Regions from separate parts of the Mus musculus genome. Here all the other regions are linked to region 1. The links are chromatin loops, found by intact Hi-C in ENCODE. Cell type or tissue: left cerebral cortex. All regions are shown on one strand. Each heading gives the region's core, and the rest is flanking DNA. Links, peaks and the distances in the headings are about the cores only. Region 1 holds the start of Parp8 (poly (ADP-ribose) polymerase family, member 8). Region 2 overlaps Parp8 (poly (ADP-ribose) polymerase family, member 8). Region 3 overlaps Parp8 (poly (ADP-ribose) polymerase family, member 8).

The links. Hi-C counts contacts between places; a loop is a spot of excess contacts. Peaks named below come from ENCODE experiments on the same cell type or tissue, not always from the same donor. Only the 100,000 strongest peaks of a DNase experiment are listed, where the experiment ranks them.
Region 2: a loop joins it to region 1, with 2.7 times the contacts of the local background. A loop is called at or near these places in 4 of 42 quality-filtered maps.
Region 3: a loop joins it to region 1, with 2.6 times the contacts of the local background. A loop is called at or near these places in 4 of 42 quality-filtered maps.

What each region holds. Positions count from the first base shown.
Region 1 is chr13:117,019,475-117,030,246 of GRCm38, reverse strand. It overlaps Parp8 (poly (ADP-ribose) polymerase family, member 8), which reads left to right and starts at 4,716. Exons shown (of 27, transcript NM_001081009.2): 1 at 4,716-4,882; 2 at 4,970-5,071; 3 at 6,018-6,072. The coding sequence starts at 4,981. In left cerebral cortex, for the core only: CTCF peaks have their summits at 5,405 and 5,837; DNase peaks (open chromatin) are centred at 4,924, 5,526, 5,805, 6,380 and 1 more place; H3K4me3 peaks cover 2,905 bases; H3K27ac peaks cover 1,974 bases.
Region 2 is chr13:116,967,044-116,977,815 of GRCm38, reverse strand. The region is part of intron 3 of Parp8 (poly (ADP-ribose) polymerase family, member 8); the gene reads left to right. Among named protein-coding and RNA genes, the nearest start is that of Parp8, 53 kb to the left of the region's middle. In left cerebral cortex, for the core only: no CTCF peak of the experiment used is centred there; DNase peaks (open chromatin) are centred at 2,933, 3,345, 4,118, 6,605 and 1 more place; H3K27ac peaks cover 378 bases.
Region 3 is chr13:116,874,966-116,885,737 of GRCm38, reverse strand. It overlaps Parp8 (poly (ADP-ribose) polymerase family, member 8), which reads left to right. Exons shown (of 27, transcript NM_001081009.2): 16 at 6,651-6,743; 17 at 8,122-8,247; 18 at 9,142-9,207. Among named protein-coding and RNA genes, the nearest start is that of 4930435F18Rik, 42 kb to the right of the region's middle. In left cerebral cortex, for the core only: no CTCF peak of the experiment used is centred there; a DNase peak (open chromatin) is centred at 5,760.

The DNA.
Region 1 (10,772 bases), core at 3,619-8,618:
CTTGACCTGAAGTGGGCAGATCAGTCCTGCCCCATTGTGTTCAAATGGTACGGTGTGAAGTTAGCAGAGAAAAAAATTCCTTGTTATTTAAAAGAATATAATATTGAGCAACAGAAATAAGAAGGGAGCGAGTCCTGATCGAATTAAACTTCTAGTCCAATTCCTGAGGGCCCTGGTTTCTCTTATTCTTTAATCTGGTAAGTCTCCCATGTATGCTTCCCAACTCCATGAGCCAAGAAATCCCATCTAGTCTTTTCTGGTTCCAGTTAGAGTTCTACCATACAACCAAATGGTTCCTGAACAAAATGACCCAGCATGAGACTCCTGAAAGGCAAGGCTAGATTGTGACTGCCAGGCAGTGAACGATGCACCTAGAGATAGATACTTGCTCCACAGCATCCTGAGTTTACCTTCAGAACTTCCAGACAGTGGCAGACACATGGACCTTACTGTTGTGAACCAGAGGATATCTCTGTGCTGGGAATTACAAGTTACTTGTAGCAAATACATCCAAATGATATGGTTGAAAACCACTGCACTGAGTGGTAAGAAAAGATTGTATATAGGAGAGACGAATAGATTTTTTTAAATAAATAATTGTCTTTCTGTATGTATAGGTTTATCTCACCTCTCTCCTGTAAACTGTTAAGGAGCAGGAGCCTTTCTTCATTGGAGAAGAACACTGAGATTTTACAGAATTGCAAACAAGTGGGGTTATAATTTAGTGACAGAATACCTCCTTAGTAAATGCGGTGTCAGACTCCATAAACCAAACAGCAACAAGGATGAGGGAAGGTTGGTGAGGGTAGTGCTTGTCTGCAATGCCAGCACTTCTATGGCTGAGAGTTTCATTCTAGCCTGCATTATAACCTAGGCATAGACCTATCCAAGGAGGCAAAAGACCTTTCTAAAGATGACTAAGCACGCTGAAAGGGGGCTAGAGAGATGGCTTCCAGTTTAGGAGTGAGTACTGATCTTTGAGAGGACCAGAATTCAGCTCCCAGCACCGACACCAGGTGACTCCCAGAAGCCTGGAGCTCCAGCTCCAAGGGTGGCAATGCTACCTTCTGGCCTTCAAAGAACAGATGCACAAAATAAAAATTAATTATTGGAGAAAGGAGACACCGGATGCAGGCAAAAGTGCGAATTATTTCATTTATGCCTAGCCCACAATACTGTGCTTTCGGTAGAGTTTATTAACACACATACACACACACACTCACACACACTCACACATACACACACACACACACAGACACACACACACACACGGAATAGATGCATAACGTGGATGTGCTGGTTTTAATTGTTTCATCCTGTTTCATATTTAAAAATATTTAAACATTTCACACCTTAAGGGGCATGGCCAAAGTGAGTTTAGCTTTAAAACAAAACCAAAAGGGAAATGAAAGTAACAAAACAAAGCAAGAAAATAAAAAAAGAAATTAAAGGGGAAACAAAACAAAACAAAAACATCAACAAAACAAAGCAACAACAACAACAACAAAAAAAAACCAAAAACCACAGGAGTTGGGCATGGTGGCTTAGTCTAGTCTACACAGTCAATGAGTTCCAGGCCAGTCAGGGCTACATAGAGAGACCCTGTCTAAAAGAAACACAACATCAGACAGAATAAATCACAGGAAAGCCTGATGTGGCATGAGTAGTATGTAAGGTGCTATAAAATTATTTCAGATTCTCATACAGGAGAAGTGAAACCTTTGGGCAGACAACTATATGATCAAGTCCCGTGAGTTAAGAGATGTTAAGCCTCCAATAGTTCCGTGCTCCTTACAGAAGAAGGAAGTAGTCAATAATCCAGGAGTGAGAGATAAAGAGGAAATGAAAGTGCTTTTGTTGTCTGAGGTGTCTATAGAAAAGCAGCCAGGGGGATTTGAACTTCTACCTCTCTATCTACATTGTTCCTTGCAGCCTTTCTCTATAAGGTACGTCAGTTTCAGACAGCTTCTTTATTAGCCAAGTTCCTACGAGGAATTGAAATGGCTCAGACGTCCTCATCAAGACCCATCCCGAGGAAAAGAAGTGGTCATTGTGGCTGTGGTTACAGCAGATCTAAGGAATGTGGAGCTGTGTTCTTTAGCTTCAGTGGGGATGGCTGTCCAAGATGGAATGGTTCTTGTCTGCCAGGAGAAGTAGTTGGGATGAAACTTATTTTCTGTGAGGCAGAGTTCCATCTGTCAGGGAGGACCATATCAGTCTTACTAAGTCTCCTGTCAACACTCACAGGCTCAGAACGGGACCCAGGAAGACTCTGAGCCATTTCAATTCCTCGTAGGAACTCGGCTAATAAAGAAGCTGTCTGAAACTGGCGTGCCTTATAGAGAAAGGCTGCAAGGAACAATGTAGATGGAGAGGTAGAAGAACCTACCTCTCTAATAGGCATCACTTACAGGAGTTAAGCATTGTTGCAACACTGTTCAATACATGTTATGGGCAAGGGGCTTTGTTGCCATCCCTTTTAACGATACCTAGAGAACTAGGATAGGTTGATACCTTAACTCTTAAGCTTGCAATACCTTGCCTTGCTGTCTGGCTGCCTTAAGCAAAGGATTATCAGCCGAGCAGCCAGCCCAAATACTCGCATCCTAGCCATGTGCCATTCCGAATACTCCTGGAGGCTTTAGGAAGCTTTACTGCAAAGCACCACTGCTCCTTGCCTCTGGGATGGAAGAAGCAACCCAGCTACCAAAGTGAAGCGTAACTCTTAACTCCTAACCTCACGGCCTCGGACTCAAGTGTTTCAAATAGCACTGGATCTCTTGCTGCCTCACGCCTTGGTAAACTCTAGATAACCTTGAAGCCTTCTCCACCCACTATCAGCTGGAGACTAGTTTCCCTAGTGATCCTCAGGCCTGCGATTGGTGCCCACATGGTCCCGTATGAGGGAGGAACTGCCAGGATTGGTTCATACATGTGCTTTTCTTTCCTGGCTATATAATCAGATTATTTGGCTCACTTTATTACAACGTTAACCCTTAGTGAAGTCTCTTCAAGCAAGGCAGCGAAGGGAAAGCGAAGGCCTTGGGTGCTCTGTGGATGAGATCCCCAGAGCTCTCAAGCTTCAAGGGATATGGATCTGAGCAGCTACAGGCCTCAGACCAGTCTCACAGTGACCTGTCTCTGTAGTTAGGTTAAGGATCACTGTGTCCAAGGCCAGGCTCAAAGGAGAGCTTTAACCCTGCAAAGCCCCACCTAACTGCTGTGGGATGTATGCTGTCTTCTGCCGTCACTAAAGGCTGTCGGAAACTGAGGATTACAAGAGGAAAAGCGTGAGAATACAGATGATGTTAAAAGGCTGGATATATACCATAAGCCTCCAGCCTGAGTGTTTCCAGCAGTCAGTCTCTGCCTTGAAAAGGGTTTGAAATTCTAATACTCTTCTGGGCGTGTCTGTTCAGCCCCTAGGCTCCAGGGTACTGACTCAGGCTTGCCAGCACAGGAAAAGCTTCCCCTACTCACTATTCCTATCGGGAAGATTAAAAGGTTCCGGACAACATGATTGATAACACCTCCTATATTCCAGACACTGCTTGGTCTTAGAATGCAAAACAATATACCTATGGTCTGCCTGGGGGACACTTCTCAGAAACGATGCTAAAGAAAAGAGCTTGGTGGAGCGGGTTCAGGTTCCTTGCGGCAGAAAAGGTGGACCAACCATCATAAGCTTAAAGCAGGGCAATAGAGAGCGGACAGTATGGTTTTCCTTGTTGCGCAAGGTATTAGGGCTGGAGAAACTTTCCCTTGCCTCAGCCCACAGAAGGCTGAGGTTTTGAATAAGACCCAAGCCAGGTATCCCTGACTTAGGGAGTCCCCTCAGGCCAATTTCTTATGAACAGAGCTGGAAAGGAAGAACAAGAGTCTTTGGAGTCTAGAAAGGGCTTCATTTTCAAAAGAGCTTCTCAAACCTGGGACAAACAAACAAACAAACAAACCACCCTGAGAAGCAAAAGCAAAGCAAAACAATAAAAGAACCCCCATCACCTCACCACCAAAAAAGAAGGCAATAAGGAAATGGGAGAGTCCTCCTAGAGTGATCTCCAGCCTTTCTCCCTTTGCCTGATGTGATTACAAGGAAAGACTTGTTCACTTTATTTTTAATTCGTAAAGATTTTTTTTTCTTTTCCCCCTCTTTCTTCCTCCCAGCCACTCCGGCTTGGGTTTCCATATGACTCATAATTCCTTCTGAAAGTGGAGTCGAATTCATAAAAGTGGTGGAAAGAGGAGGGGTGGTGGTGGTGGTGCGGGAGAGGCTGGGAGCTCCAGGGAGTCTTCACTACCTACACTGTCACTCAGCTCCCGGCTCGAGTGGCAGTCGGGGGTGGGGAAATCCAGCCTGCGCGGATGGCGGATACTATTAAAGCCCCAGCGGCGCGCAGCCGGGCCCGGTGACCCGCGGCGGGTGCGGGAGGGTCTGCGGCTGGCGGGCGGCGCTGCAGCAGCCTGGGCACGGCCGCCGCCCGCGGGCGCGAGTGTGCGCGGGTGTGGGAAGGCCGGCGTGCGGGCCGCGAGGGGTGTGCGCGCGTGAGTCGGAGCGGGGCTCGCCCCTCTCCGGCGCCTGCCGCTCCACAGCTGCCGATCGCTCTCCAGCGGTCCCCGGCCCCCTTCGGGCCCCTCGTTTTCCTACGGCCGTCAGTCCGGGCGGGGGTGGGGGGGGAGGGAGAAAGTGAGACTCCGTGTCATCACCATCCATTGTCAGAACAGGAGGAAATTGGAATCCAGCAGCGGCGAGCAGCAGCTGGGCGGTCACATCTGGGAATGCAAAGCCGACCTCCTCCTCCTCCTCCTCCTCCACCTCCTCCTCCTCTCTCACCCGGGATCACTTCCGAAACCACTTCGCCTTCAGCCCCTGCCTCGGCCAGAGGTTTCATTTTTAACTGAATATTTACGAAAGCTGGAAGCGTGCGAGGGGGGTGGGGTGGAGTGGAAATAGCGGCTGCTTCTTTTCCAGGGATTTATTTAATGGGGATGTGTTCAAGGCAAGAGAGAATTCAGAAGGATATCGACGTCGTGATCCAGAAGTCAAGAGCCGAGAAAGACTGCCTGTTTGCAGGTGAGTTCTTGCCTCTCGGATCCTGGGACCAGGAGTCAGCCTCCCCTCTGTCTACCCCCATTGCCCAGATTTCTGACCGCGACGCGTGTAGCTTGGGAGTGTGGGGCGGCAAGTCCCCATTCCGGGTGCATTTGGAAATAGCTGCAGCGGCGTGAGCTGAAACCCAAAGAGGAGGGGGGCACGAGCCACCCCCCTCCCCCCCAAAAAACCCCACCAGGCCAGGGCAGTCTCCGGCTCCTGGGGCAGGACCCGCGCGATCAGAGTGCAGGGGCCGGGCGCTGGGTTCCAGCCATTGGCGGTGCCCAGAGCATCCGAGCTTTGCCTCCCGGCTTCGGCAGCCGTGGCCGAGCGGGGCGGGCTAGAGCCCGGCGGCTTTGCGCCATCGGCCGAGCGGCGGCGGCCGGGAAGGGACCGGCTGCGCTGCGCTGCGCTGCGCTGCTCCCGCCAGGCGCCGAGGCCCCGGGAGAAGGCAGCGCTGGGCCGAGCTCCCGCCCCCTCCGCTGCACCCGCTCCTCGGCGAGCGCGCAGGACACCGCCCCGGGGAAGGGATGGATGGATTCCCGGGGTTCCCGAGCTACGCAGGCCCAACCTGGGGGTCGCTTTGCGTCCATCTTTGCTCCCCGTCCTCCCACCCCCCCATCCAAGGCCGAGGGCAGTTCGGGCTTCGCAGCCCGAAGCCTGCCAGGGGCTGCTTCCGGCTGCTTGGCTGGGAATTTCCCGCTGTTGCCATGGCACCCGGCACTTGTTGCGGGGGGCGGCCTCCCGCTGCACCCCACGGGGTGCTCCGCATCCCCTCCTGCACCACCCTGCTGGCGGCCCCTAGCTCTCCAGCCTTTGCTTCCCTCCCCATCGGGCCTCCTAGGCTCACACAAAAGTGTAGGTTCAAGACAGAATTGGGGTTAAAAACAACACATGGGGTGGCTTATAACACGACTTTCCGTTTCAGATTTCAGATACTCAGACTCCACCTTTACTTTCACCTACGTTGGCGGCCCCAAAAGGTATTTATGTGTATAGAGTTGCTTCATTTCCTGTTCACACGCTTGTGTTTCCTTTGTTCCTGGTGTCTTCCGTGTTTGGGTATTTTTTTGCTTGTTTGTTTAATCTTGGGACTGCTATCTAGCTGCATTCCTCGCCAGTTGTCTCCCGATTTTATATAGAAGAGGGAAAATAAATATGTTTGAAGTTTTTTTTTTCTTCTTAAGCTAACAGAGGATGAGCAGAACTCCACATAGTGTTCTGCTTCAGTAGTAGATTGCTCTTTAGGCGTTCTGGATTTGACACAGGCGACACCGTGCAAAATTGGTACATTGAGCATGGAGTGAAATATGTGAAAGACATAAAAAGATGTCACAAAATAGTTTGATCGCCACCAGTGCTTATTTTGCCAACGTGTCTCTTTTTTCCATTTTCCTGAAGGTTGACATAAACACGTGGTCTTCCCAGTTCCCCAGGCGTTTTTCTTTTTTCCTCCGCAAAGGAGTGGTTATTTTGGTTTTCACATTTAGTTGTAGAAAAGATTTTGGAGAGTTATATGAAGCTGGCGTGGATGGCTTTTCCTTTGGGGGAAGAGATGCATATTTTAGTAGTCAATTGTCAGGGCTTTGATGCAGCTCAAAGGCAATTTTGAACGGAGGAAGAAGAATTTGCATCAAAAGTTTCTACACCTTGCTTTCTTCATTTTTGTGGTTTGGGTTTTCTTTATCCAATTGCTTTTAGAGACAACTGGTTTAAAAGAGCTGGGGCTACTGACTTAGTCTGTGGAGACTCTTCACCCTAGTGCTGTTGTTAGGAGTCCACATTCAAAATAGCTTGACCACCTTCCAAAATATCTCTTAGCTAATGAAAATATTTATGAATATGGAAATGGCAAAGAAGCTCTGGTCTGTAAATATCTTTTTAAATGTGTACCCTTAAAATACTTAGAGTTTATGTTGCGTCATTTATCTCATAATAAAATTTTAGAATGGTTATCCTATACCCAAATAAAGTCCCAGGATTGGCCTCACGTTGATTGACTAGTTGAGAATGTATCAGTGAATTATTAAGCTTCATTGCCTTTTGGGGGAGAGAATAAATTACATTATTTCTTAATTTCTGAGAGTACCATCATTTTTGTAATTATGGATCAAATTAAATTAGAGGGTGTTTGATTAAATTAACACTGCTGCTACACTTAATATCCGAAGGACATTATCATATGACGGATGTCCTCTTGGATAACTATAAGGGCTAAAACATTCTTTGTGTCAATTGAAATAATTCCCAGGCAGTTAGGTGGAGTCAGTTGTCCCCTTCCTTTAGTGGATTGCGGGGATAGGGATATCCTAAGTGGGCTTTTCTTTGAGGTAGGTAGGTGTGTGTGTGTGTGTGTGTGTGTGTGTGTATCTTTCCTCTAGCCTAGCCTGGCCTAGAACTCACAGTAGTTCTCCTGCCTCAGCCTTCCAGGTGCTCTGATTTCTAGTAAGACAGTTGTGGTCTCAGTGTCTGTACCAGGAGGGGCACACAATGACTTTAGTTGCTTACATCTGTTAGATGCTGCAGTTAAGATTTTTTTTTTTAATTGGCAATTCCTGAGCTGGAGGTGGAGAAGTTATGAATGTCTCCAGGATCACGTCTAAGGTGTTGGGATGAATAATTAACTAATTAAGATAACATCAGTTTTCCCTGTAGGAACAAGTACCATGACTACTTTTAAAGTGAGAAATACTTCCTTTGCTATGTCATTCTATTATGAGGTGATGTTTTTCTGTTGTGCCTATTTAAGTATCTGGAGCTTGTGTGTATAATAGGGAAAGAAAATTGGTAGAGCTCTGTGATTGCCTTGTTTTCTCTGAGGCTGGTTCTACAGCACAACAAATATACAGTTGTTTAATACAGGACAATAAGAAATCTATTTTTTATTTGTATAGTGGGGCAGAGAGTTTCTCAGAAATACATTGCTTTCATTAGCCATATTAGAGACCCACAGTTATTATCCACTTCCCAACCCGACATAGAGACCAAGTGTTTATAATTAAAATAGCTTTGCTGGATTCTGATTTATTTATGTATTTTAAAAATTGATTTTGATCCAGTCCCACTGTAATCCTGGCTGGCCTGGGATTCACTGTAAAGGTCACTCTGGCTTTGGACTTGGTGTTTGTCCTGCGTTTGCCTCCTGAGTGTTGGAGTTGCAGACGTGACCAACTACACCAGCTCTGTCTCGATTTATTGTGCTTATCATCTTATAGTACTGGATTAGTGTTGTCATGGCAAATAAATTAGACTTCTCCATTGAAGGAAGTCTTCTACAGAGAGTAGTGGGTGAATTGATTTCAGCTGCTATTTCATTTAAACCATTAGAAATATTTTTCAATTCAAGTTGTAGATAAAATTTAACATACCATTTAATCGTACCTAACACTTTCTAAGAATGACTTACATGCCCCAAACATTATAAAAGGTGATCACTCACATTACTATTAAAAGAAAGAATTCAGAACCTTCATGTTTGCTTTTGTAAACTTTATGTGTCTGTTGATAACTGGAAATGCAAAGAGCTGGTTTGATGGTTCGGCCTGAGCATTGGCCTTATACATAGGGGCAAAGTACTGGTTAGTGTTGGGCATCCTGCCTTGGTGGACCGAACTGAGGGGTGAGGATGAAGAGATACTTGGATCAAAGCTGGAAAAGTTCGTGGGGTCCCTCTCCTCACTTTCGGGTGTGTGGAGGCTCAGAGACGGTTCAATGGGCATGGCAAGGTCCCATTTATGCAGTTAACTGAGGAGTGCCAAGGTGTGAGTCCCCGTTCTGCCACAGTGCTGAGGCATGTGCTGCCTCCTGTACGTAGGCTGTTTGACCTTCCTGAGGATGCAAACAGAGTCACATAAACAGACACAGCAGACCACAGAGCTGAGCAGACACTTGTAATGTTTAATGTCTGTTGGTTGGGGGAAAGGGTGTTAAATATTGTGAACATTGCTTTTCCAGGCATCTACCCCCACTTAACATTTGTTCAATACATAATACTGTTTAACTCTCTCATTCTAGCAGTGGTCCTTTAACAGCCCCTATCCCCACCCTGAATCCCAGTGCTGCTTGATTCCAGACGTTTGCTAAGAACAGATCTCCTCTGTCCACAATTTAGAGTTCATGCAAAAAAAATCATTTTTTTTTCTAGTACACTTTTTCATGCTTCTGATCTTTTGGCATTTTCTTTTTCCTATACGAAGTAACAGGACATTCCTTAAAACCTCAAAGGACAGGAGCTCCGATTTTGCATCTTGCCTGTGGTCAGACATAGAGTTAGTGCCAGAAGAAACAGAAGGGATAAAATGTGCAGGCACCAGATAACGGGGATAGGAAAGCTGACTAAGTCTTTGGGGCCAGAGGTTATTAAAGTTCAGGGCAGAATGGAGTGCAGTCAGGAGTGATTGCCTGACTGCAGATTGCTCTGGGAATTCCCTGAACTTTTAACCATGGAAAGATTGTGACAAATAAAACATATGTAAGAACTTCCGTAAGAACTTCCGGTTGTTAGAAGTTTCGAATGGGCTGGTGAAGTGGTGAAGCTGGTAAAGGCACCTGTCACCAAGCCTGATGACTTGACTTGACTTGACTTCAGTCCCTGCACCCACCTGTCCCCTGAAAGTGTCCTTCCAGCATCTCCTGGCTTGTACCTGAGCAGGTGTGCGTGCACAGGTGCAGAAAAAAATAAGTTAAAATATTTAGAGAACAAGACATGCAGAGGAAGAAGAAGAAGGAGGAGGAGGACACCAAGGAGTTCCTCTGACTTCTGTTAATGTATTAGTTTATGCTCTTAGAATATTTTTATATATATATAAAATGCACACATCCAAAGACTGGATTACATTCTTCTGAGAGGTCCCATTTCTTTTGTGTGTCGTCTGTGGGACTGAACACAGCATCTCCGTGCTGGGCGAGCATCCTACCACTCGCCTGCATCCCTCCCCTTCTTTTAATTCTCCATATTAGTGTTTCACTGTGCAGGCTAGACTTGAACTCACTCTATAGCACCAACTAGTCTGGCCCTTGTGCTATTCCTGCCTCAGCTCCCAGAGGAGCAGACATCACAACCTTGGGTCACTGGTGCTGGCTGAGAGGTCACGGTTTAGAACGTAATTAGTGCTTTTCCTTTAGAAAGGATGTGAACATAATGAAATGTTCGTTAAATGGAGGTATTTCCAGTCAAAAAGTATGACGGCATCTTAGGGATTATAATATTTAAACGGAGTATATGCTATACCTAAAATATCAACACCTGGGAGTCTGAAGTAGAATTATAAGTTCCAGGCCAGTCTGTCATATGTATTGAAACCCCACCTTTAAAAAAATCTAGTACTTATATCAGAAATTATGAAATTCAAAGTGTTGTATCCAGCAGAAGTTGTGAATTCGCCTGTCTATGTGTAGCCCCAGTTTATGGGTAATTCTCCTTCATGACATCATCACAGGTGGATTGACATCTTTTGGAGCATAATTCCTTATCCAGGGATATGTTTTGGAGTATTGTGCAATAGCAGTAGTGCACCTTGGAGCTCCTGCTACCTCCTGTTTCTCAGTATGTTCTGCTTGGGTCCTTCCTTCTATACTTTGTCCTTCATCCTTTTATCTTCGAATCCCTATGTATTATTCAATGTTGAGATGCTTGCTAAGACAACATTTTCATCTCAGAAATCTTTCCTTGGAACCATTCCCT
Region 2 (10,772 bases), core at 1,982-6,981, 51 kb after region 1:
TCTGATCCTTGATTGTAATCTTGAGTTGTAGCCTTTGTTTTCTGGGTGCTGTGTTCTGCTTCTTCTGTTGATAGAATACACCCATATTGCCAATAAGGAATTGTGTTGGAGATCTTATTTTCCTCCAAAATCTGGGCATGCGTAAAATATCTTTATTTCTTCTTCAGTTCTTTGTTGTTGTTGTTGTTTTTGGTTTTGTCTTGAGGATAGGTTTTGCTCACCAGCATGGCTTGCCACCCTCCTGTCCCAGCATCCCAAGTGCTGGTGTCACAGATATGCGCCATTTCAGTGTGATCTTCATTCTAATGGCTAGGTGGTGGAGGGAGGGAATTCTGGGTTTGAGTTCATTCTCATATCTGACTTTGGAGATGTCCATGAAGACTCCAGTATCCAGTGCTATTCAGCTTTCCTTTCTGATTCTGATCAATCTTGTCTGTCTGTCTGTCTGTCTGTCTGTCTGTCTGTCTATCTGTCTGCCTTCCAAGTGTTTGAGAATTTTGGACAGCTCTCATGGCCATGTTTTTATAACTCACCTACCCCATGGTCTCTCTTCTCTCCACATCTGCTTTCTTCTTCCTCATGGTCTCCTTTCTCTAATCCCAAACTCAAGAGCCAAAAAATGTTCCCCATCTCTCTCTTTTCCAGCTGTAGACATAGGCATCGATATTTGACACTCAGAGGTAACTTGGGGGCAAGGTTGCTTAGTGTCACTTGGGTCTACATGCAAATTCCCTCATCCCTGGGAACAATCCAGCCTTGACCTTGGGGACCAGCCTTTAGCATTAGAATGCACAGCAAAAGACCAAAGTTGAACATGTTTTTATCTCTGCAGTTTTGAAATTTAACAGTGCAGTAGCTCACTGTTGACTTTGAAAGATTTAGCAGGATTGGTGTCTAGAATATTTTCTTGAATGTGCGAGAACATTTCCTTATTCTCTTTAATCCTTCTTCCTTGGATTGGACACTTTGATTACTTTCATGCTCTAAAGTTCTTTATTTCTTTCACGATTTCATTAAATAGGTCTTGTGATTCTTTTAAGTTTTTTTTTTTAAAGTTTATTATTGTTCTGTTTTAAATTTTATTTTTGGAAGTAAGGGAATTTGTGATGGCACCTTACTATGTAGTCCAGGCAGGCCTTGAACTCCAGGCAGTTCTGCCTCAGCCTCCTAAGTGCTGGGATTACTGGCTTGAACCATCACACTGAGCTACAGTTTTAACTGTCAATAAAGTTGATCTCTCGATTCCTCCCATTTCTAGAATCTATTATCTCTCTACCAGTATATCTGCATCTATACGTAAATCCGCCAACTTGCGTTTCCGTACTCAAGTGTTTGTGCTTGAGTGCTTCCTTAGCTTCAGTGTGTATTTTGTATTTAAATAGCCTCTTGAAAGTGAATCATATCTCGTTCTTTCCCATCTGTAAGACTCTTCCTCTGGCAGTCAGTGTCTGTGTTACTCTGAACCTCTACACACACGCACGCGCGTGTGCACACACACACACACACACACACACACACACACACACACAAACACACATCTTCACCTCTGAAAGCTGCTTCTTCTTCCTATGGTCAACTGTACAGTTAACTCTTTTGATTCCTATTTAAACATTGCTTGCCGGGAGGCGAGGGGGTTGATTCTGTAGTTAAGAGTGTGTGCTGCTCTTCTGTAGGACTGAGGTTTGCTTCCTAGTAACCATGTCACGTGTCCACAAATACCTGATACTCCATCACCAGGGGTTTTCCATCTTCTGGTCCCCTAAGGTGCATGAACACATACACACACACAAGCAAGTACATACAAACGGGTTTACACACACAATCTTTGAAAACAAAATTCTAAGGATCGTTGGGGTGATGTAGTGGTTTTGCTGTTGTCCTGTGGCTCTCTGCTGAGCCTGAGGAGCTAAGCTCAGCACCTGGAACACATACCTAGGAAGGACAGAATGGACAGAGTAATGCTTGCTAACCCTCTGTTTATTAACTCTGATTTGAAATGAGTATGACACAAACTTAAGTTTTTTAATGTCCAAACTGATGGTAGCACACACAAGGACCTGTGTCATTGTGAGTGTCATTTCCAGATACATAGCTTCTTCCAGCATTGTGTAGTTGGAAAAAGACTTGATCCTTTATTAAAAATCAAATGAAAACAAAAACCTTATATAAGTGCTCTTCTAGTTTTCCAAGTGCTTTGAAAGCTCTTAGGACACAGCACACTGGATGGCTCCTGTTTCACATCGGTTACCAGATTGGTAGCTTCAGGTCCAAAATAAACAAGAGATGTTTTAGAGTCTTTCCAAGCTCAGAATGATTTTTTGTTGTTGTTGTTAACATCAGGCAATATTTTGTCTGAAGAATAAAATATACATTTAGGGCTCACATTTTTCAAACTGTCTTGGCAAAACAGCCCGTCAGGACTTTAGTTTGTTGTGGTTCACTCTTTCCTTGGTTATTGAGGAAGCACGAAGGGCCAGGCTGTGTAGATCACCCAAGCCCAGGACCGTCTGCTCTCAAAGAGCAGACTAGGGGGATGCCACTGCAAGGCAAACGTTGTGTTTTGTAATATTGTAACTGCCAGTGTGATGGTAAAGATGGGAGCAAGGAGGTGTGAGTGCATGTCGGGTGGGAACCAAATTCAGATCTGGTGGGAAGCAAAAGGAAGATATTTTGGTGTAGAGAATATTTAAAATAGCAAAGTGGGAGGAATTTAAGGCCATCTTTTTTTTTCTCTCTCTCTTTTTTTAAGTTCTGTCCTAATATTAGGTTTGACTATCATGATGGCTCACTTTTTTTTTTAACTATTCATGTTAATGTCATGAGGTTGATAAACGTAATTCAGAGAAGTAAGGATGCCAGCCAGACGTGGTTCGGTTTTCCCTCTGGTTGTTAAGACAGAGAGTGGGACTCGGAATGCTTGGCTTCTCAACGTTCCTCCATCAAGTGCTTGCTGCCTGTGCGGTTCAATTTAGGCTTAGGCACACTGCATTTTTCTGTCTATAAAATGGAAGCGATAACTGTGGCTTGCAGACCTGCAGTGAGGTGTTAGTGAATTGATCCTCTAAAGGATTTAGTTGCTTATACATGTGGAGTGCTCAGTGATCATGAGCTCAGTAAACAAGCTTGGGTAATCTCCTTTAAACTTGTAATTGGATAAGGTTGGGGAGGAGGCCAACGGAGGGCCACATCCTAACCCTGCACACCTACTACTCTATGAGGCTGAAAGGAATCTGCCATTGTGCTCTAATTAAGGTTTTTCCAAAGGAAGATTATCTTGGATAATAAAGGTGAGCAGAGGGGAATTACAGAATCCTCCTACACTCACTGGTGCCAGAGTAATGATGTTTGAGAGGAATAGACTGAGGTTTAGTGATGATGTTTTGCTGTCTTTGAAGATGGGAGGAGCTGTGAGGTAAGGACCTCGGGTGGACTCTAGAAATGGGAAAAACAAAGTTGTTTTTTTTTCCCCCCCAATAGAGCATCTCAGTGGAATGTCTTCCGAATGAAGCATTTAGTTCTGGTTAAATCCATTTGGAATTCTGCCACTGAGTTCATGGTGACTTCTTAGAGCAACAGGGGAAACAGACACTCATAGGAGGCATTCCCGTTTTATAGAGAAGAAAGTAGCATGTGGGTGGCGATCTGATTTGCTGGAAACTGAGACAGTGGAGGGGGTTCTTGGGGGGGTCTCATTGACTTTATGATAGAATAGTCCCATAGGGAGGGAACCCAAACCTCGTGGCTTGGTGATACCTTCTTACCAGACGTTGCTGTTCACCTCTGGCCCGTAGTTAATTCTAGCCACTGAGCTGTGCCTCTGGGAGCCGAAGCCCACATATCGAGTCTCTTCTCCTTCAGACGACTTTGGCAGATAACCTTTTTTTTTTTTTCTTTTTTTCAACCAGAAATAGTAGTCATCTGGGGTGGTTCTTCTCCTTCCTTGTCTTGAGGATTTATGTGTTCCTTTCTTCTCCTTCACCTCCTTCACTCATTTTAGCAGGGGGTTCATCAGGAAACACAACCAGTGCTCTCCCGGCCCCTCACCACCCGAGCAGCATACTAATTTTTGACTCAGGACAGTGCCTTCTCTCATGCCTGTGCACTTGAAGGGCTGCAGACAGAAGCACATTCAGTCGAGGTGGCTACTGAGACCCGCCCCTGATGTCGTTATGAAAGCCTCCATAGTTACCTCTGTCTTCCCTCACAACCTTCATGGTGGAGCAGTAAGCAGAAGGCAAAATGTTCCTATGTGCTTTGCCAAGACAGACTTAATGAATGCTTTTCTTAGTTTCGAGAAACTCCCGTGGTTTTGTGTGCACATCTATGAACTTTCCAGGAATTTATACGCTCACAAGCCCCTACCTACATTTGATGGAAGGAAGTGTAATTTTGGGGAGTGGCAGTGCTTTGTCAGAGTCTCCTGATATGAGTCTCAAGACCTTTACAAAAGCTTGGTTTTACTGCATATATATGTACATTGCATGTATGGAAATTGATCATTTATTAAGGGGTATGCTGAATATCAAAAATTTAAGACCTGAGCTGGGTTCCCCCCACCCCTGGAAGTTTGAACTCAGGGCCTTTGCATGCTATGTGAGCCCTTTGGTGTTGGGCAACTCCATTGGCCCCAAAGCTGGAGCCTGATACAGCTGTCTCCTGAGCCTAACAAATACAGAGGTGGATGCTCACAGTCATCCATTGTTCTGAGCACAGGGTCCCCAGTGGAGGAGCTAGAGAAAGGACCAAAGAAGCTGAAGGGGTTTGCAGCCCCATAGGAGGAACAACAATATGAACCAACCAGTACTCCCAGAGCTTCCAGGGACTAAACCACCAACCAAAGAGTACACATGGAGGGACCCATGGCTCCAGTGGTATATGTAGCAGAGGATGGCCTTGTTGGTCATCAATGGGAGGAGAGGCCCTTGCCCCAGTACAGGGGAATGCCAGGGCCAGGAAGGGGGAGTGGGTGGGTTGGTGAGCAGGGGAGGAGGGAAGGGAATAGGGGTTTTTTGGAGGGGGAAACCAGGAAAGGGGTTAACATTTGAAATGTAAATAAAGAAAATATCTCATTAAAAAAATAAAAATAATCAATAAAAAGTTATATAAAACTTAAAAAATGTTCTTTCTCAGGTCTTCCTGTTGTTGGGAGTAATGACAAAAGAACACACTAGTGTGAGATTATGGTGCATAGTGTGTCTGTTTAAGTTATGTGAACCAATTTTTACTCAACTAGAACTCTCAATTACTGTGTCTTTATAGGCACATATGCCGAGAGTTTCTTATTCTCCCTCGTTGTACAGGAAGAATTCAGTATAGGTATTTGGTAGTACATACTTGCATCACAACACTCAAGAGGCAGAGAGAGGCGGATCATGTGATTGAAGTTACTCTAGGGCAGCCTGTTTCAAAAGACATAACCCAACAGAAACACTCAAACGGAAGAGAATAACTGTTCTCAGGTCTGGTCTTGCATTATAACTTCCTTAATCATTCTGGGTTAAAGATTAAGTACTTCACTGGCTCCTCATTTACACATTCTATTTTCAGCTATTTCTTTTTTTAGTTTATGTTTATGGGTACGAATGCTTTACCTGCCTGTGGCCTGTTGCCCAAGGAGGCCTAAAGAAGGGGTTTGGATGCCTTGGGACTGGAGTTACAGGCAGTCGTGAGCTGCCTCATGAGGGCTACGAGTCAAACCCTGGAAGCTCCAGAAGAGCAGCCAGTGCTTTTAGCCACTGAGCCAGCTCTCCAGCACTGTTGTTTTCAGCATTTTTTTACAACAGGATTTATTTGTATGTTTATTTGTTTGTTAATTTACATGCGCATGTGTGTGTGTGTGTGTGTGTGTGTGTGTGTGTGTACACTTGAGTGCACATGTGCAGATACCCAGTGAATGTGTGTGTATGCACATGTGTGTTTGTGTATCGGGTGCCTGATGAATCCAGATCAGGTCGTTGGATAGCCTGGAGCTGGTCATGAGCGCCCTGATGTGGATGCTACAAACGGAATTCTGGTTCCAGGAAAGAACACACTGTGTTCTTAAGCACCGAGTGATCCCCCCAGTCACTCTCTACCTTTCTAGGTCCAATTACTCCTACCTTTATCGTCTACTTCCAAAAATTACATCCAAGCCATGAAGGGGCAGGGGTGTGGTTTTAGCCCCAGCACTTGGGAGGCAGAGGCAAGAGGATCTGCGTGAGTTCAAGGCTAGCCTACTCTACAAAATGAGGTTCAGGTCAGCTAGGGCTATTAGTGAGGCCCTGTCTCAAAAACAACTCAAACATAAACTTCCCATACCCTTAAAAAATGCATCTGAATGAATATAATGTTGCTGCTGCAAGAATCCTGAACTTATTATGTTTAATAACATTTTTCTGTCTTTCAAAAGTTCATCACTGGACCCCTATGATGCCACAGCCAGACTAAGATTTGCTTTCTTGGAGCCTTCGTGCAGAGAGAGCAAGAGGCTGGTTCTTGCCTAGATCACGGGACAGAGGAGACAGGCTCGCAGAGGGAGCCGGCTTGGGAAGCTGGCGCAGGGCTTTTCAGAGGAAACAGTAATTATATGGGGGAGGGCAGTCCTGATTGTGAAAGAACACAATTGGAACAAATTACATTTAATGATCTAATTGGCATTTATTAGCATTCATGAGCCGGGCAGGTTACCATCTCGGAGATAGGAAGGCTCTGTGGGAGCTGAGTGGAGACGGCAGCCATTCAGGTAGAGCAGTCCCCTTTCTGATGTTTGGTGTTAATTTTCTGCCTTTGGGGAAAAAAAGCTCTTTTGTTTTTCAAAATCCAGTTTGACTGTGGAGCGCCTAGTGTGAGTGACTCCATTTTGCCATGGTAGAATCTTTTGGACCTAAGTAGTGTGGTTCAGCACTGGTCTTTGGGCTTTACTTACTGTGACTGGATACCTGGGACCAGATGAGCCAGCTGCCTGCATAATACAACCTCAGGCTGCAGGAATATGCATCATTAGTGTTTGCTAGTGATGATGGCATTGGACTCCTCTAAGGTTATTTTAATATACTTGACACCCTGCGTGTTTATGCCTAGAACTGGTGTTAATGCTATAGGAAGGATTAACGCATAGGAGGTTAAGAGTGGGTGCTTTCTCTTGTACAGAGTATGCTGTAGCTGGGCTTCTTTTGCAAGCCAATGGGGACTGAAAGTAAAGCCACATGCTAAGTAAGTGCTCTGCAAGGGAACTATAGTAGCCCCCAGACCCCTTGTGTTTATTTATTTTTTCTAAATTTCTTGGGACTGCTCGTCCAGGCTGGACTTGAACTCACTCTGTAGCCACCCTGGCTTTGAATGTGCAGTTCTGTCTGAGCTTCTCAGTAGTGGGGAGTGAAGGTCTGTACAACCATGCCACCGATATCTAGATCTTAATTCTATAAAATAGTCAGTACAAGTATTGGCTGTGCTTTTATATTCACTAAGATTCAGAAGAGAGAATAGAACAAGAGCCTTACCGTTTATTTTGGGTCAGCCCTGTCCATTCAAGTGTGTTCTGCATCTGTTTCAATGAGATGCCTATTATTCTGTGCGTGAGATGTCTGTGTGTTACGTAGCCATAAGGTCATAACACCACTCCCTAAACTTTTAAGAGGCCTAAAGCTATTTGTTTAGGAGACATTTTTTTCTAGATGGTGTCTTTCAAACTGTAATGCTTGCATTTTTCCAGCTTAAACTGTGTGCTCATAGCTGCATCACCTAAAATTTCATCCCCCATCTGAGCCTAAGCTCAGAGCAGCACCATGATGATCATGAGTCTCTGCTGTGGTTTGGCTGTAAACTGTTCCCCGAGGTTCCTGTGCTTAAAACACTTGGTTCCTGGCTGGTGGCACTGTATAATGGTTGTGGAGGTGGAATTCTTTTGGGAAAAGTGAAACATTGAGAGTGGGCCTTGAGATATATATTTTTTAAAGTAGGGTTCCACTGCTACTTCTTGACTGGATACAATGTGGCCAGCTGGCTTCCACTCCTACAGGAAAGGAATGTATTCCCTTGAACTTTGAGCCAGAATAACTGTATCCTTCTTTAAATTGCTTCCTGTTAGGTACTTTGTCATAGCAACAAGCACAGTAACAAATGAAGTCACTTTAGGGAAAAAAATACACACACACACACACACACACACACACACACACACACATTGGGACTTCTTTATAACCACAAGCACAGTTACAAATATAGCCACTTTAGGAACTATAGATTGGGACTTCTCTGTAACATTTAACATTTTGTTATTGGATAAACATAGCCTATTGTTGGTAAGTTCTGGTATGCAAATTTAACATTATTTTAAAAAGCAGGAGAAACTGGTTTAATTTAAGCCTATGAGGCAGACGTAATAACCACTATACTATGAAAGCTGTTGAGTTGAGTATATGCAAAAACTTACATGTTATTTTCAGCCTTTCCATAGCCTTTCTGTTTGACAAAAGTTAACATTGAAGTCCATCACTTACACTTGAGGTTTGTGGGCCTAAGAAAGATAGAAAGAACTAATCTTTTAGCCTTTTTCTTCTAAGAGTGAAGGGATTGGACCCCTTCAGAAATAATCCTGGGGCAGGTGCAGGTCACTGTCCTCTTGATCAGACCATTTGTGAGGCTACCAGAGACTGGGCTTAATCATTGTGTTTTGCCAAAAGGAGAGTCAGTGGAGAAGTCACATGTTGGCAGAGAGGAAAGACCAAAGGAACTGCAGCCTCTGAAGGGCATGAACGCCAACCCCCGAAGAGCCCTTACTCAGGGAGCAACGGGGTTAAATTTTAGCCCCATACTTGGAAGTGGACACCTGGGAGGAAAATCCAACCAGAGTGGCATAGCTGATGCTACCACAGAGTTCCCACATGTCTAGAATCAGGGGTGGCAGTGGCGCCCAGCTCCATTTCATGTCTCCATTTCAGGTGACCTTTCTTGAGTCTGTACTCTATTCAAGCAATAAATGGCTCATCAGATGGCACATCAGTCCCGAGCCCTGAAGAATGGAGGAGAACAAATGGCGGGATGGGCCAGAGGTCCACCTGAAACCTCCCTTTGCTTCTCCTTTCCCCATCAGCCTTCTGCCCCTCCACACAACTTTTTTTTTTTTTTTTTTCCCTGAAAGGAAATCCATACCAACAGCGGGCAAGCAAAGTCCATTGTGAGTTTCTCTCCAGAGGAACACAGTTCTGGCACCTTCAGATCTGTGTGGACCTGTGAATATCCTTTTATGTCAGGAACTTCGATTTCAGACATCACTTGCCTTGCTGTCACGTATCAGGGTCCAGTCAGAAAGTCTTTCACCCCACCTCCATGGAAATGTGGTGGGGGATTCGGCAGGCTTGTTAGCCATCTAGAAGTGAGTGTGAAACTTCAGTAAAACAGCCAGAGCAGTAAACGTACGAAGTAGGTTATTTTGGAGAAATGGAAATGGATTAAGGACTTTCGTTTTTGTCTCTTCTCCCTAACCTTACCGCACCCTCATCCCAATCTGTTAACAATGTGATCTTTTCTCTTGATGCTCTCTGTAAGACCTACATCTCATGCTTATCCAAAGAGAACATTCAGACTTTGCCTTAGGAAGTCTGAGTTCCTGAGCAGCTTCTAAAAGGGACAGGGAGAGGTAGTCATTGAGGAGGAAGACCCTGCTTAGCACCCCTAGAATTTACCACCTGTGCTGACAAGTAACCTCTTGTGCCTTGTAAATGTCCTTCATATACTCTGGGCACTGAGAAGTAGAGACTTCAGTTGGACATGTCCTTCCTTCGGGCTGGCCAGGAACGCACCTGTTAACTTCTACCAAACAAAACCCCAAAGTCAAACACCTTCCATTGAGTGAAGGATATGATAGTGTTTTCTCCAAAGAGACAGAGTAAGCATATGTAATACAGCATCCGATAGATGATTCATTAGAACTGGAGAACTGGCCAAGCAATTAAGAAGTTTGCACTCCTGATCGTGATATTCATTGTAGCCTGTGTGTTTTGTAATTTATCACAACACTCGTGCACACATATACACACACATGTATCACAGCTGACTTGAGAGCATATTTAAGTTAATCTTATCATTTCACCTCTACCACCCCCATCCCTCATCCTAAAGGTCAGAGGAGGGTGATTTCCAGTCAGAGCTACAGCTCTGAGTGTCCTGTGGCTCAGTAGCTCAGCTCAGCTGGTAGAGTAAGGCAATTGCAAGCTGTTCACATGTGGCACTGAGACAGATTATAGTGTGTGGCTGGGACCGTCTTCGTCTCTTGTATATCTTTAGGTGGGATTTGAACACAGGTGTCATATTTAGCAAGAAAAAGGACAGAATAACTCATTATTGAAGAAAAGGTATGCTTTGGTAAGAAACCATCATTTGCTATACAGAAAATATAATGACAAAATTACTAAAGCTTCATTAAAAAACACACACACACACATCTGTTTACTGTATGTGTGCGCCAGGGTGGAAGTGGCAGGAAGGCAGCAGCACATGTGTCGTGTGGTGTGGTTGTTGTGTGGTGTGGTGTGTGTGTGTGTGTGTGTTTGTGTGTGTGTGTGTGTGTGTGTATATGTGTGTGTGTGTGTGTGTGTGCGCGCGCGCGCGCGCACGCGTGCGCTTGCCTGGTGAGCTTCTCCCGTCTCTGAAGCAGAATCTGACCTGTCATGTGCAGACTGTCATGCTAGGCTCTGTTGCTCCTCTGGTCTTTGTCCGTCCTGTGCTTTGAAGTTCTACACCTCCGTAGCAGCATTGAGAACATGAGGCCTACTTTTTCATGTCGAAGCTGTTTC
Region 3 (10,772 bases), core at 3,595-8,594, 140 kb after region 1:
TGAAAATCAAAGCACCTTCTCATGTTGAAGTGGGGTAAACAGAAGGAGCCGTCTCTCAATTCTCTTGACAGGCTTTTCCTAATTTCAGCACACTTTGTATTTTTTTTTCTGTATTTTTGTTCTATTTACATTGCAGTATATTTTGCTGTAAGTTTAAGTGTCATACACCGTTTCTCACTGGGTTTTAAGCAGTGATTCCCTAACCATTGCTTCAGTCCTGTGACTTATTTCCAGGTGTCATAAACTCTGAGGCGGTGCGTTATAACGCACACAGCTGGTGGCTCCATAGACGAGACAACACTTGGCTTTCCTCAGCTCGTGGTCCTAAGATCTCTGTCTTCCACGCTTACATTATTTCTCAATATTGTTCTCTAAGTCTAGGTTTCTTAAGATGCAAATGTCTTTTACCTCTCTGCTCTTGAAGTCCTAAAATGTTACTTCCTGCTTGCAGCACTCTTCTGTTATTCTTCTCAGAGGACTCCCTTAGTGAGTGTGATACATACTCTCAGAAAGTGTTCCTTAGAAGGGTCCCAGTTGGCCAGTCTTCTCCTTATTTGCTAACAGCGTTGTTAAATGACATTTGAATCTGTAATACATGGAATCTATCAACACAGGAGTGTTCATAGAGTCTGGGTCCTTGGCACTATGGTGGATTGCTATCACAAAACCTGGTGAATAAATCTGTCCCCTTTGAAGGCACTGGTGTGTCAGTGCGGCACATGTTTTAGAGAGGCCTTCAAATGTTACAGAAAACAGGAAAGTACTGGTTTGGTGCCTAAAAGCGTCTAAATTCCTAGCGGCCTGACTTTCCCCTCTGCTGTTGTGCCTTACTTGAGTCTTTCCGGTGAGCTGTTCATCTCTGATGGAGAAAATCGTGCATCTATATGCATTAACATCCCAGAACTCACCAGTACTGGCTGTCATTCTGTGCCCCTGCTTAGGAGACACATTTCCTGTTTCCTGTATGTGTTAGTAAGTTAAAGAGTTATGATCTCGGTCAGCCGCCTTCAGTGCAGTGGGCCTGTGAGGAGTCAAATTATAGTGGTAGCAGCATGTGACAGAACAGGAGCAAAGAGAGGTAGAGGGAGAGAGACGTGACGCCCTCTTCAGAGGCACAGCCCCAGAGATCTCTTCTCCCCAGTCTGGTAGCACTGCCATTTGTTCAGCACTTCTTAAGTTTGATCAATCATTAACCACTCAGTGGATGGATCCGTTGATTTGGTTGGCACTTCTTTCACCTAATCACCCCCGAGAAGCCTGTCAAGTCACCTTCCCTTCTGAAGCCTGCATTGTGACCAAGCACCCATCCAGCAGCCACGCCTGCCCCACGAGCACACCACTGCCCTGGTCCTTTGTGATCCCTGTCCCTCTTAATGAAGAGTAAAGCTTTCTGAACTTGAATATCTGCCTTGACTCCAGAATACTCAAATATTGGCAAAACCTTGCTCATGAAACTGGAAATGCAGAGAATTAAAACCTTAGAGGTGTGGCTCATATTGTTTTTGTTGTTGTTGTTGTTGTTGTTTTGTTTTGTTTTTTGTTTGTTTGTTTGTTTGGAGACAGGGTTTCTGTGTGTAGTCCTGGCTGTCCTGGAATTCACTCTGTAGACCAGGCTGGCTTCGAACTCAGAAATATGCCTGCTTCTGCCTCCCAAGTGCTGGGATTAAAGGCGTGCGCCACCACACCCGGCAGAATTGTGGTTCTTAATATGTTAACATTTATTCTCATTTTTCAACACATTTTAATCAAGAAGTTACCCTCCAACTGATTTTTTCTCTCTTTTAATTGGAAATATTTCAGCAATAATTTAACATTTTTGATTAACTAAAATGTATATAATGCTGTATGTACTACAACCAACAGACTTTATTAAATACTTTAGTATGTTCTGTTCAGTACTTTTATTTTTATGTACATTAAGATAAAGCCAGCGGGTTGTGGTGGCACATGCCTTTAATCCCAGCACTTGGGAGGCAGAGGCAGGCGAACTTCTGAGTTCAAGGCCAGCCTGGTCTACAGAGTGAGTTACAGGACAGCCAGGACTACATAGAGAAACCCTGTCTCGAACAAAAACAAAAAAGAAAAAAATCAAAACAACAACAACAACAAAACCAACAACAAAAAGATAAAGCCATATAGAGTTAGCTAGGCTAATTTAATTTATTTTGTTTAGCCTGGAAATGGCTCTCCATTGCTAAAGGAAGTGTTTATGAATCTTGCCTAACTTCCTTATCAACTCATTGAGTTGGATGTTATTTTTATTCCCATTGTACAGATTTGGAAACAGCTGCATATGTGATCCAGGGTCAATGAGATCCAGTTGTGTGTTTCATATGTTGGGCTTACAGGAAATATTTAGTCTGAACAAAAAGATCATAGTGGAAGTGTTTGGAAACTGTCCCCAACGCTACGCTTTTCTCTATATATAAATGCATAACAAAATCCTCCAGACTTGTAACATTTCTATTCTCAGTCAAGGGTAATTTAAATTCATTGAAAATGCAAATTTCTTCAAATACAGTTAGGTTCTAAAATATTCTTTGAGGCTTAGAAACAGTTTTTGAGATATGTTTTTATTGCTCACATTTAAATTGCTTTGATTCAAAAAAATTAGGTGTATTCATCTTAGCTGAAAAGGTCTACAGTGAAACATACTTAAAGATACATATAAAAGTGCTTTGTGCTTTTAAGTTGGCAAATAATGAACATTGTAGTAAATATGCCTGTTGGTAATGGTGGGGCTTGGTGTAATTTTATAGTCTAAACTATAGGGATTGCTCCAACCCAACGCATAATTATTAAATCTTATGGGTACTTGTTAAAACAAAGTAAGAATTAATAATGCCAGACTTGGATATATTTATGTTTACATGATTTCTATTAAAGTATGTGAAATAAGCTCATTATTACACCTATCCATTATTAGATATTAAGTGGCCATGTACTGTTTAGATTTGAAACTGTCAGTCATGGCAGTTTCTAATGAGGGGCACACAGGAGTCATTTTAGAGTTTGAAAAGGCTAGTCGATAGTGTAACTCCTTACATGGTGCCAAGGAGGCGTGGTTCTGTTTATCTTCCTTGAGTACAGTTCCCTCTCCGTGAGCAGAGAAGCCTAATTTTCAGAATTTTCAGGAATGCACACAGTGTACTTCATACGTAATAATCCCATACTCTGCACCCGAGCTCTCCCAACTAGATCCCTGCCCCTTAGTCCCACCTTCATGTCCTCTCTCCTTAGCTAAGACCATCCAGTGCTGTCTATATGAACATGCTTGTAGAGCCATTCACTAGAGTGTGGGGTCGAGCAGAGGCCACCTCCCTGAAGAACACTGACTGCCTACCCCAGCTGTCATAGCTGTCAAAGCTCCCCAGCTACAGTTGAGACGTTATGACACTTCTCTCCATCTGTGCTGGAAGTCTGACTGGCTTTATCTTGTGCAGGTCACGTGCAAGCTTCTATAGCGGCTATGAGTTCATGAGTGTCATGGCTCTCTCGTGTCCAGAAAACACTTTCTTGGCAATCCTCCTCAACCCCTGGCTCTTAAAATCTTCCTGCTCCGAGGACTGTAAGAGGCAGTGGGATTCAAGGACACCAAGAACACAAGGCCCTCTAAATCAACATGATTAGAGCTCACATGAACTCACGGAGAGAGACTGAAGCAGCATGCTCAGGGCCTGTATGTTTCTGCATCACGTCCCTTGCATACATATTATGCTTTCCACTTTAGTATTTTTCTGGGATTCCTGAGTTTGTAAATAAGTGGGTCCCCAGTTCTTTGCCTTCCCTTGGGATCCTTCCCTTCTCTTTGTTTGTCTTGGTCAACTCTGATGTGTTAGTTTTTATTTTGTCATTTTACTTTTGATTATTCCTTATATGCTTATTTGTTTTCTAATGAGAGACGTAAAGGTCGTGGGTCTACTTGGGAGAGAAGGTGGGGAGGAACTGGGAGGAGTAGAGGGAGGGAAAAACATAATCAGGATGTATTATGTAAGGGGGAAATCTATTTTTTAAATTAATAAAAGACAAAAAAAACCTTCTCTGTCCTCTTGTAGAATGTCTCCTGAGCTATGTGCGAGTGAGGTTTAGATGTTCCACTTAGGGACAGACACGCCATGCTTTCTCATTCTCTGCACTCTGATCAGCTGTGAGGGAGACACCTAATTTTAATCACCTTATGTAATTTCAGAAATTTTCTTTTAGGATCATCTTGTAATAACAATTGGAATTAGCAAATATAATATAGATAAACAAGAAGAGTGTCTTACTATACAAAACAAGTATGTGAATTTAGAAATATTTATCACAAACTTGAACGTTTTTTTGCATCTTACACTTTGGATTGTTTTGATGGTATATAAGCACTACCTTAGTGTGGTTTAATATGGGGATAAATTAATAAGAGCACTTAACATCTAGTTGCTACATTAAAAAAGAGGGATTTTGTAAGAATGTAATTCTAGTTTTACTAGTAGTTTTTCGTAATAATAGAAAATTGTTTTGGTTGTTGTTTTCAGAAAAACCTATTTCCTAGCTTGCCTGGTTCCCTTCTTACAGCTATTGGGGTGCTAGAATGTTTCTAGAAATCAGCTATACACAGCTGAGTATGGGAAGTAGGTTCCTTTTAGCCAAAAATGTATAAAAAATGGAAACATGTCCACAAAGTAATTGGAAAAAAAAACGGACAGTTGGTGAATATATGGGATTCAGAGCTTTATAAGTACAGGCTGGGGAACGAATGCAGAAGAAAGCTTGAAAAGTTTCACTGGGTAAATTACTAAAATTCATGCTAGACAAAATCTGAGACGAGCTTTAGTTCCTGGGATTGTCAATGACAAGGCATATATATTGCCATGACTGTCTACAGTGGTTTTTCATAAATTTTTCTTAAAAGTGTTATGGAACTCTTAAATATGGTAACCTAAGGTGTTTGATTTCTGTTTAAAACAACAGCATAATACTGAAAATTATTTTGTTATTTTTTAATTGAAAATTATTTTCATTATATTCTGAGAATGAGGTCTCTGTGTGTGTGTGTGTGTGTGTGTGTGTATGCATGCATACCTGTCCCATTCATGCATTTAAGTAAGTACATTCCATTGTTAAATACTCCAGATAAAACTTATAATTATTCCAATCAGTAAATAAGCCATGCCTTGTTATTCAGCTTGGGGATTAGTGTATGGCAGTTATTAAATGGGTAGTGGGCTCTTTGACTGAAGTATTATTCAAAAGAAAGCACCTTCCATGTTGCAGTTCACTGGATCGAGAAGTACACAGGTAAGTCTTGTCCGTCTGTCACGATCTACAAGCTCCGACTCCCTGGGTTTTCGTTCACGTGCAAACTTCACTTTTGTTATACTGAGACATGGATGTAACATTGGATGTGTAGTTCATGTGTAGTAATGGTTGCTCCTGCTGCCTCAGCTCATAACATGTTGAGCCACTCCCAAGAAAGTGATCAAAGGAAAAAGCCTCATGTCTTTGGGGGAAAATTGAGGCGCACATACATAGATAACTTATACGAGATTGAAGAAGCTTTTAGAATACTGCAAACATTCAAATAAAAAAGAAAAACAGGCAAAATTGAGCAGTCTGCTCTCTCTGTGTTTATGCAGACATAGAGCACTGACTGTAGACTGTCTGCAGAACTCCGCCCCCGCCCCCCACCTCTTCCCACAGTTTCTGAAGCAGAATCATTTCGCACTGTTAGAACCAAAAAAAGAAATACAGCAAGTCCTCCTCCTCCTTAGACTCTCTTCAGGGATTCTGTGGGAAAGTTGCGATAACTCAGGCTTTCTATGCATGAAGCCACACATGTGGGCCTTCCCTGAACATAAAGAATGCCCAGAATGGAGCCATACTTTCCCAGTGGCTATGCAACAGACCAAGCCATCCTCTAGAAGCAGCGAGCACAAGAGCAGTGGCACTAACAAATGCCTTTTGTCTGCTGTGCAGAAGCTCAGTGGATCGCGCTGTGTTAGGCTTCATCAGCTACCTAATGCAATGTAACTGGGGAGATAAGATAAATCAAGGGGATGACACTATATTAGATTTGAAAGATGAGAGCTCCTCCAAAGTAATTGGAGAGTGTATATTTCAGTGCCGTTGACCTCGGGAGGTTATTGAAGTCAAGAGCCTGTGCAACAAATGCAACGAAACCAATCTTTCAAGAGCTAGGTGGCGAGTAAGTCGAGTCATGCTTAATTCTCACTAATAAATTTCCTAGGGAAAAGTGAGATTCGCCCATTATATATCCTTTTTTTTTTAAATGTAGTTTTTGTGTGTGACTTGATTATATCCCCAACTTAGAGAAATATTTTTCAAAATGAATACATCTACTATGCATTATATTTTGAATAGATGTATTTTACTGCTTAATATTCTTTTCATCAGTAGCTAAGTTGTTCTGAATGGAAATGCCTACAACTCTCTGGAACGGATGATCTGTTATTGTAGTTGTGACTCTACCAGAAGACTATTGTTACTTCAGTGTAAGAATTAATAATATATTAATAAGTAATATGATATCATTTCCTTTCCTCAAACACTCTAAGCTCTATATGTCCCATTTATTATGTAGAGCAACTTTACATTTATGAATTGAAAGATGGAAACATATACTGTAGCTGATGCCTGTTCCTTTGCAGCCCACAGTATGTGAGCGAGAGCTGTGTGTGTTTGCTTTTCAAACCCTGGGAGTGATGAATGAAGCTGCCGACGAGATCGCTACCGGAGCTCAGGTACCCGTGCTAATTGGGCCTGGTTTTGATCTCAAAAATTTGTTCCAGTCCAATGCTGTCTTCTCGTCACTGTTCTCCAGGGCAGAATTCTGATAGATTCTTCTTAAAATCAATCTCGCATTTAACTTTTTCCTTTTAGAATGGTGGTTTGCCATTTTTTTTGTTTTGTTTTGTAGTGGCCTAGCAGGGGTGGGGTGGGGGTGGTGGGGAATTAAACAACTTTTACAAATAATTGTCTTCATTGCTGGATGGTGGGGGAAACCTGGTCTGTGTTTTCTGTAGTTTTGTTTGTTTGTTTGTTTGTTTTTTGGTACAGTTTCACTTCCATGAAGTGGAAGCCTATTCTGTCTGTCTGTCCATCCATCCATCCATCCATCCATCTAGCCTGCTCAGGATGTCTTGGGACTTGCTATATATACAACAGGGAAGCATCCAACTCACGGATATCCATCTATCTCTGCCTCCCAAGTGCCACCAGGCCCAACATTTTGTTTTTGCTGTTTAATACAGGGTTACATTAGGCCCTTTCATTGAGACAGGATTCTGGTATGTGTCCTGGACTGGCCTTGAGCTGAACTTGTAAACTTACTGCCTTGGTGTCTCCAGAGCTGGGCTTGTAGTCATGTACCATCTTGTTTCACTTCCTGTGCATTTTTAAAATTCCATTTTGGATGTAGCTTTCCCTGTTTATGCCTACACTGAATTACAACTGTTCAGATGAGCTCCTTCTGTCTACGCAGTACCATTTTTCCTTCATTCAGTTTCCAGAAACAGCATACTCTTCTGGGATCTGGAGAAGGGAGGCAGCTTACTCTAGGCAGTATTGTTTCTTTGTTTCTGAGAGGCAAGGTGATTTTCAGTAATTTTCTTTTCCTAGAATATAGTAAACTTGTGATGGCTGTGTGGATTTTCTAACTTGGAGTAATCTCCTCCCCTCTCAGGTCAGGTCTCTAAGAAAGTTCCAGAACTTCCTTATACATCTTTATCTAATACCTACTTCACTGTCATTCCATTTAACAATACCAGAAATTTCAATGAAGCATATATTCCTTTAATATCTTGTCCATTAGACTGTGTACAGCACCCTAGCACAGACCTGTCTTGTTTGTCTTACCATCGAAGCTAGAACAGTGCCATCACACATGATATGTTCAGGACAAAAGGCGTACTCATGAGCAGTCAGAGGCAACACATGCTTGTTATTTTAGATCAGTTTTCCAGTTTTGGCCAAGTTTGGTACAACATCATGAGCTACATGTTTGAGAGGTGGGTGGCAGCCTTGGGGCTTTCTGATTACACTGAGCTGCCATGAACAGGACAGATAGCTGCAGAACATCTGATAGAACCTGACAGTGACTCATCTCTTCTGTTTTCCAAGGTGGTAGATCTGCTTGTGTCCATGTGTAGATCTGCGTTGGAATCTCCTAGAAAAGTTGTCATTTTTGAGCCATATCCTTCTGTGGTAGATCCTAATGACCCTCAGATGTTAGCCTTCAATCCCAGGGTAAGTGGTCCCCAAGCGCACCCGTGCACAAAGCTCCCAAGAACCATGATGGAGGCTTTAATCTCATGGCTGTGGTCCCCTTGGATGTCTGTCTTGTCAAGTGTATCCATGGTAATTTTAAGTTCATAGCACATTTTTTGGAATTCCATAGTCTGACTGGAATAAAAGTAACATGAGCCAAGGGACAGAACCCCCTTTCTTCTTTATCACCTCAACCCCTTTCCCTGTTGTTTCTCGCCATCTCCGTAGAAAGTAACAACAGTTAAGTAGATATTGTTAAAAGTCTAACCATTTCATAAACACAGCAGAATTTTTTTCTGAAATAACAGAATTTCAAATTGATAGAGAGCCAAAACTGCTTTAGTGTATATTACTGTTCTTGAAATTGTTTTTGGAGAAACGAGTGTACAATGCACCCTCCTAAGACCTTTCCCTTATTGTTTACCTTCTGCATAGAAATGAGGGATCATTCAAGCACACACTGTCACCTTACTCTAGGATGACAGTGTTCCAGTCTAAAATTAAAGCAGCTGGGAGATTTGAAGTATGTCTTCTTCCAGAAGGAGTCTAAGCTTACTTTATTGCTTATTGCTTTGGTGTTGTGTCAGCCAGAGTCAAGAGCCCAAAATCTCTTTTGTATTTCAAGACTTTCTCCCAGTGAAGTGAACTTTATTTTGTGCCCTTACATAAGGAATAACACTTGATTTTTTTTCTTCCCTTTGATTCTAGATATCAACCCTCTGTCCCTGCTTCATCTTAATACACTCTTATCTAATGTCATTGTTTGCACATTCGCTTTGATAGAAAATGCATGTACAGAAATAGTATATTTCTCTAGTGTAACTTGTGAAGGCCTGTCACTAAATGGTGCCTTTTGTCCCCTTTGACACACAGAAGAAGAACTATGATCGTGTAATGAAAGCTCTGGACAGCATAACTTCCATCAGAGAAATGACACAGGTGCGAAAGTGGTCTCGTTCTCACGCAGGCTCAGTCTGCAAAAGTAAAGTGCTATTTAAAAAATGTCCTCAGATTAACCCCGTTACAGAATGTTCAGTTTTTTTCTCCTATACAAGACATAATGTAAAATCATAAAAGCGTGAGAGGATGGTCTAATTCAACTCTGCCTGTGTCTTTGTGTGATAACACTGATTTTAAAGCATAAATGCATAATTGTAATCTTAATATTTTGTTCTTAAACTTGAGTAAATTCCTTGAGTACTTGAAATTAGCAGGATCTTTTTAAAAATATTTTTATTAGATATTTTCCTCATTTACATTTCCAATGCTACACCAAAAGTCCCCCATATCCTCCCCCCCACTCCCCCACCCACCCACTCCCACTTTTTGGCCCTGGAGTTCCCCTGTACTGGGGCATATAAAGTTTGCAAGTCCAATGGGCTTCTCTTTCCAGTGATGGCCGACTAGGCCATCTTTTGATACATATGCAGCTAGAGTCAAGAGCTCTGGGGTACTGGTTAGTTCATAATGTTCTTAGCAGGATCTTTTAAAACAAAGTTTAAATCTAATAAATACTACCTTCAATACTAACTGATGTGAATAATTTTAGACATTATTTCGAGTGTTAACAATGACAGAGATTTGGGTCAATAGAGACTGGTGCTGCATGTGTACAGCCGCATTTGGCTACCGGGATTCTTTGTTATTGGGCTAGGTTTATTGTTTGTTTGTTTGTTTTGTTTTTGTTTTGGTGTGTGTGAGTGTGTATGTGTGTGTGTATGTATGTGTGCATGTATGTTATTTTTTGAGTTAACATCTCAACTACCTCAAGGTATCCTTCAAATGCTATGTAGCTAAGGATACCTCGAACTTCTGATCTTTATCTGTCACATAAGTGAGTGATGGGATTACCAACATATGCCTCCACAATAATTCAGAAATATTCTTTCTCCCTCCTCCTTCTCATTCTTGTGTGTGTGTCTATGTGTCTGTGTGTTTGTGTATGTGTTTGTATATGTGTTCATGTGGTCTCTCAGTAGATCTATTTAGAATTATTCTTTAAGATACAAATTCTGGGGCTGAAGAAATGGCACAAGGGCTAAGGGCTTGGCTGCTTTTTTTCTAGTACCCACATGGTAGCTCATAGCTGTCTGTAGCTCAAGATCCAGTGGATCTGACTCTCCCACATAGACATACTTGCAGACCAAACACCAATGTACATAAATAAACTTATAAAATTAAAAAAAGATTAAAAAAATCATCAAATATTATAGATATAACATAGAACCTATAACCACTTTGGAATTGGCAGCCCCCCTAGGAATGTGACATTACTTTTCTTGTCCTTTAGGGAGGCTCTGGTGGAAAGCTGTGTTGAGCTAAGATCACCTCCTTGTGCTGTAGCCTAGCACTTGGAAAGTACTTGCCATTGAAGCACCGACTCCTTTTCTCTACCAAAGAGTTGGAAATGGGATTTAAAAGTCATTATCATCATGGTTACCAATAGAAATTATTCCAAAATTAACATTACATTTTGTGTGAAGTTTGCATGTGTCCACTGTAAG